Regions from separate parts of the Homo sapiens genome. Here region 1 is linked to region 2. A link is a contact called in ENCODE Hi-C or POLR2A ChIA-PET data. All regions are on one chromosome and are shown on one strand. The core of a region is the stretch at or near the end of the contact, and the rest is flanking DNA. Distances in the headings are between cores, read along the strand shown. Region 1 has its middle 40 kb from the start of TMEM18-DT. Region 2 has its middle 54 kb from the start of LINC01874.

What was found. Hi-C counts contacts between places; a loop is a spot of excess contacts on that map. ChIA-PET counts read pairs that join two places held with the same protein, here RNA polymerase II (POLR2A). Pooled maps may share reads with other maps.
Region 1: a map of posterior vena cava shows a loop between it and region 2 (15-fold over the local background). The contact joins two enhancer-like sites. A Hi-C loop is called at or near these places in 1 of 168 maps with a recorded cell type or tissue (posterior vena cava) and 8 of 50 pooled maps. POLR2A ChIA-PET finds 5 or more read pairs at or near these places in 2 of 52 experiments (H1 and OCI-LY7).

The regions. Positions count from the first base shown.
Region 1 is chr2:635,675-638,374 of GRCh38, forward strand. No RefSeq gene overlaps it. Among named protein-coding and RNA genes, the nearest start is that of TMEM18-DT, 40 kb to the right of the region's middle. Within about 2 kb of position 1,397, at least 2 of the 41 ENCODE cell types and tissues checked have a DNase peak (open chromatin) inside an H3K27ac peak, as active enhancers do.
Region 2 is chr2:436,914-439,613 of GRCh38, forward strand. No RefSeq gene overlaps it. Among named protein-coding and RNA genes, the nearest start is that of LINC01874, 54 kb to the right of the region's middle. Within about 2 kb of position 1,263, at least 10 of the 41 ENCODE cell types and tissues checked have a DNase peak (open chromatin) inside an H3K27ac peak, as active enhancers do.

The DNA of each region.
Region 1 (2,700 bases), core at 147-2,646, 200 kb after region 2:
AGGTTGCTTTTCATTACTCATGAGTCAAAAGAGCTTTATAATCCTCTTATTGACGGTATCTTTAACTTTTTTAAATGAAAATTTTAGCTGAAGGTGAATATATTTTGCTTAAAAAGTTAACATGGACAATAATACCTCATGTCCCCAATTGATTTGGCCTTGGCATATGACATTTGCTATCTCTTCAGTAAACATATTTGTATAATATCGAGCATATTATGCAATACATATAAGTGTATTTAGCAATTAAGCCAAATAAAATTATGCTTGTTTTAACAGTTCATACCAGTTTTCACATCTAGCTTTGTTGGATATTTTTTACAGTTACGGTTACTTTTAGGGCTGGAGTGAGGTCTGGCTGGTGTACGAATGATCCGTCTTGTTAAAATGAAGAAGCACGAATTACTCAGTGAGGCGTGGCCAACTGTGTTTTTAGAGAAAGTCCCCCGGCGCTCAGGGCTTTGTGTTTTCTGGAATGCGAGGTGACAAGCCCGGTCCCAGGTGGCCCCGGACGCCGCTGGCTGCCACTTTCCCCGCCGTCCCCAGCTGTTGGAGCCGAGGCGGAGGGATGGCGCCGTCCGTCCCAGGAGGGAAACGGTGGCCCCCAAGGCCGGGACGCAGGTGGCGCTGCAGTCGGAACTGGGATGTGGACCCCCGGCCCGGGACGCGGTTAAAAGGTCCAGCAACCCCACAGGCCCGTGGGGTCTGCGCTGCTCCAGGCGCCCGGATTCACCGTCCAGCCGGGGCCCTGACCCCGGGTCCGTCCACGCGGCTGCGATGCTCGGTCATCCTGGCTCCGGCCCACCCCGGGGAGACAGGCCCCTCACCGGCCCCTCTGAGGAGCAGGGCCAACACGCCGCGGGCTCTGCCGGCCCCGCAGGCCTCGGGTTCCATCGCAGCAGCGTGGCCTGATGACTCCATTTTGTCGCTGCGGAGGAGCCGCACCGAGTCCACAGCGCCAGTGCGGGGGAGCCGCGCCGGGGAAGAGGGAGGAGGCGCGTCCACAGCAGCCTCGTGTCTCCACATGGGACGTTTCCTCGGCGGGGACCCGGCGCGCCCAGGGGCTCAGGCTCGCTCAGGCCTACGGAGGCGGGTGTATCCGCGTCCGGCCCGACTTGTGAGGAAACAGCACACGTGAAGCGAGCGGAGTCGGCGCAGCCTGGAACAGGGTGAATCCGCAGAGTCCTCGGCCGCGCATGGCGGCTCTGTCAGCTCCAGGGACACAGGGACCGTCCCCGGGCCCATCAGCGCAATCGGGAGGGCGTCCGTGTGCCCACAGGCCCAGCTACACCTCCACAAAGCTGGGAAAGACGAACACGGGCCACCCTCAGCCACCTGCCCGGACCGCTGCGAGGCCCACGGGAGGGAAGACGCGCCCTGGCACGCGGTGTGGTAACCGCCCTTGGACGCGGCGGCGCTTTGGGCGGGAAGAACCGCGAATTCCAGAACATTTGGGATCATTTGTTAAAAGAAAAATCCTCGGGCGCCACCTAGCGCTGACATGCTGCCTAACTCTTCTCAGCCCTCATTTTAGAGAACGGAAAATGAAGCCCAAGTTATTGACTATAAAATGGGAAAAAACTAAAACATTGCAATATGCAGATTGCATCACACATATTATCTTAGCAGGTTTTCTTGCACTTGCCTTGCAGATAAATAGGACATATCTAGGTGGTGCTGTGTCCAATAAAATAACACATCTGAACTCAGGTAAGGAAGGGTTCTCTCAACAGGGAGAGGTTCCAGCCAGGAGACCCCGAAGCGTCTCCCACTCAGGAAGACATGTGCTTCTCTGATATGAGAAGGAATGACCACCGCCAGAGCGACGCCCTATGGGGGAGGATGGGCGAGATGGTCAGCGGGAGGGGTCTTAGGCTGGGGTTAGCAGACGCTTGGAGAAGCAGGCCAGGGCTTGCTACTCCCTGTACGGAGCACTGGATGGCTCCGTCACTGTGGGTGTCTCGTCCACCGTGGTCAGTTACTTGTGAGACAAGAACAGGGAATTTGGAAGGTCTGAGCTTGGCCTGCCCGGGTAGAAAGAGGACCCCTGGGTCTCCTCTACGACCTGCGAGGAAGGTGATCTTCGCAGGGAACCATTTCTGGAACGTGGAGGGTGGAGCTTCTTGACCATCCTTTTGCAGGGCCTCGAAACTCAAGTGAAGTTCGGTGTCAGTAGAAACTCTGTGTTGCTTCTACGCATGGCTGGACACATGTGCTTCTAGCCTTGGCCACTTGATTCCTGGTTGTATAGGTTTTATGTGTACAGTCATGCATTGCTTAACGCTGGGGGTACATTCTGAGAAATGCATTGTTAGGCAATTTTGTCATTGTGCAAACATCAAAACATCATAGGGTATATGTGAACAGAGTCTAGAAGTTACAGCCTATGACACACCTCAGCCATAAGGTGTAGCCTCGTGCTCCTAGGCTACGAACCTGTACAGCAGATGGCTGTGCTGGAACTGCAGGGAGCTGTAACACAGTGGAGAGTGTGTATCTAAACATAGCTACACGTAGAAGAGGTGCAGTAAAAATATGGTATAAAAGATAAACATGGTGCACCTGTATAGGGCACTTACCACGAAAGGAGCTTGCAGGATGGAAGTTGTTGCTCTGGGTGTTGGTGAGTGAGTGGTGAGTGTCTGTGAAGGCCTAGACTCTCAGACATTTCTGTCCACTACTGTTGACTTTATATACACT
Region 2 (2,700 bases), core at 13-2,512:
GTGCATGGATATGAGCTCCCACTGTGTGCATGGATAAAGCTCGCACTGTGTGCATGGATAGAGTTCCCACTGTGTGCATGGATAGAGTTCCCACTGTGTGCATGGACAGAGCTCCCATTGTGTGCATGGATAGAGCTCCCACTGTTTGCATGGATATCAGCTCTCACTCTGTGGATGGATATGAGCTCCCACTGTGTCCATGGATATCAGCTCCCATTATGTGCATGGATTTGAGCTTCCACTGTGTGCATGGATATGAGCTTGATTATGTAGGTATAAGCACATAATGAGCTTTCACTCTGTGCATGGATATGAGCCCTTACTCTGTACATGGATATCATCAGCTCTGTGTGCGTGGATATGAGCTCCCACTGTGTGCATGGACATGAGCTCCCACTATGTGCATGGATGTGAGCTCCCACTGTGTGCATGGATAGAGTTCCCACTGTGTGCATGGATATGAGCTCGACTGTGTGCATGGATGTGAGCTCCCACTGTGTGCATGGATATGAGCTTCCACTGTGTGCATGGATGTGAGCTCCCACTGTGTGCATGGATGTGAGCTCCCACTGTGTGCATGGATGTGAGCTCCCACTGTGTGTGTAGACGTCTCACTGAGCTTCCACTGCGTGTGTAGCATGAGTACGGGAGTAAGCAAGGTGAAGGGAGCTCCTGATCTAGCACAGATGGAGCCAGATTCAACACTAAAGAGGAAAAAAGGATCTAACAATCCTTAAGAGCCTACTATGCACCAGGTACTTTTCTCACAATTCTTGTGAACTACTGTGTTTTACGCTGCTTCTGTGGATGAGGAAACTGAGGCACAAGGAAGTGAAGGACGTTGGTGGATTCAACATCCGCCTTTGTGCTCCCAAGCAGTTTTTTGTTTCTCACCATTATAATTGACCACCTTGCATTATGTTTTATTTCTAAATTATCACAAATCCCATCTCTGTTTCTCAGGTTCTCAACCAGAGGCAATCTTGCCCCCAGGGAACATTTGGCAAGGTACGGAGATATTTTTGTTTGCCCCACCTGGAGGAGGAATGTGACTGACACTGAATGGGTGGGGCCAAGATGCCACTCAACACCCTACAGTGCACGCAGTTTAAAACAAGGTTAGACAAATTAAATTTAACAGAGTTTAAGTGAGCAAAAAAGATTCATGAGCCAAGAATCACCGAGGACAAAAACAGGCGCACGGTGGGCAGGGAATATTTATAGCAGAAAGCAGAAGTGACTGCAGAGATAGCCTGATTGGCTACAGCTCTGGCTCGCTGAGACGCAGCCACCTGTCACCGGAATACACACCCGTGGCAGCTTGTGGTTTGTTTACATGCTGAGCTAGGCTGAGGCCTCAGAGTACGGAGGCAGCTTTAGCCCAAATTTAACCTAAATTAACAACACGACGGTGCCCGCCACAAACATACAGCCTAAACTGCTAAAAGTGCCGAGGTTGGAAACCCTGAAATATTTGTACAAATATCCCATTTAAACTTCCTGTCATTCTCCGTTTAACTTTCCAGAGTCAAGTACTGTCAGTAGTTGGAATAAGCCCTTCCCACTTTCTGTCTGCTATGTTTAATCTCTGTCCTCTCTCCAAATATATTTCTGATTAAAAATGAGATCATGCTATGAATATAGGTGCCTTTTTACTTCAAATGTATCGTCGACATTTTCCATGGAATCCTTTCATCTTCCACTCGTTTTCTGGGGTGCAGCGAGTGCCATTCCCTCAGTTCTACGTAAGTCAACTGAGCTGTTCCCTGCTGGTGGGTGTGCGGTTGGTTTCCCTTTTGAAGGCTGCCTCCCACATGTATCTCCAGGTCCCCATTTGGCAGGTCTTAGGGCAGCGTCTCTGCAGGTTCCCTTGCACGAGGCACACACCAGGTGAGAGGAACCCTCGGCCACAGCTGGGCTCACACCTTGGTGCCGGGGCTGCGTTGCTTCTGCTTCTGGGAACTGTCTTCACCTTGGGTTCTCCCTGCTGGATTGAATGCATTTCCCCCTGTTGAATGCAGGGGCTCGAGTCGTCGTGAAATTTCCTTTTGCCTGTTGTAGATGTTGTAGACGCTCACCAGCCCACTGGGCATTTTCAGGGCCTGTTGATTGCATTTGGCTACAAGATTGGCCTTTTCCATAGTTGCATTTCCAGCATCAAACACGAGACCCGGCATGTGGGGGGCACTGGCAAATGTTTACTAGGTAAATTGACAAAGTTCCATGTCAGTGGAATGAGACATTCCATCTCCCTGGCTCCAAGGCAGCCCGGAAGAGAGTAGAGGCAGTGAGACGCAGGAGGTGCAGTGCGGTGCGCTCCAGGTGGCCTCTGACAATGCCCAGCACGCGAGATCTTTATCATCTTTACTCGGATTAGCGGCCCCTGCACGTGGCTGGGCCTTCAGGGAGCGGTCACGTGGGATCGGATTGCTGCTGACTTCTGCCAGTTGCTGGTGTTGCCTGGCACATGGGTTAGCTGGTATTAGCTCTTTCCAGCCAATACACGGATACGCCTCTGCAAGGGAAAATGTACGTAATGTTGAAAAGAGACACACACATTCTGTTTTTATCAAGAATTTGCAATGTAGATATGAATCTTCCAACTCCTTTTTCTTCAAGACTCTTTACATAGAATTAGAGTCTTTGTTTTTAGCATTCTATATAATGCATCAAAATACCCAGAAATATGGAGAAGCGGAG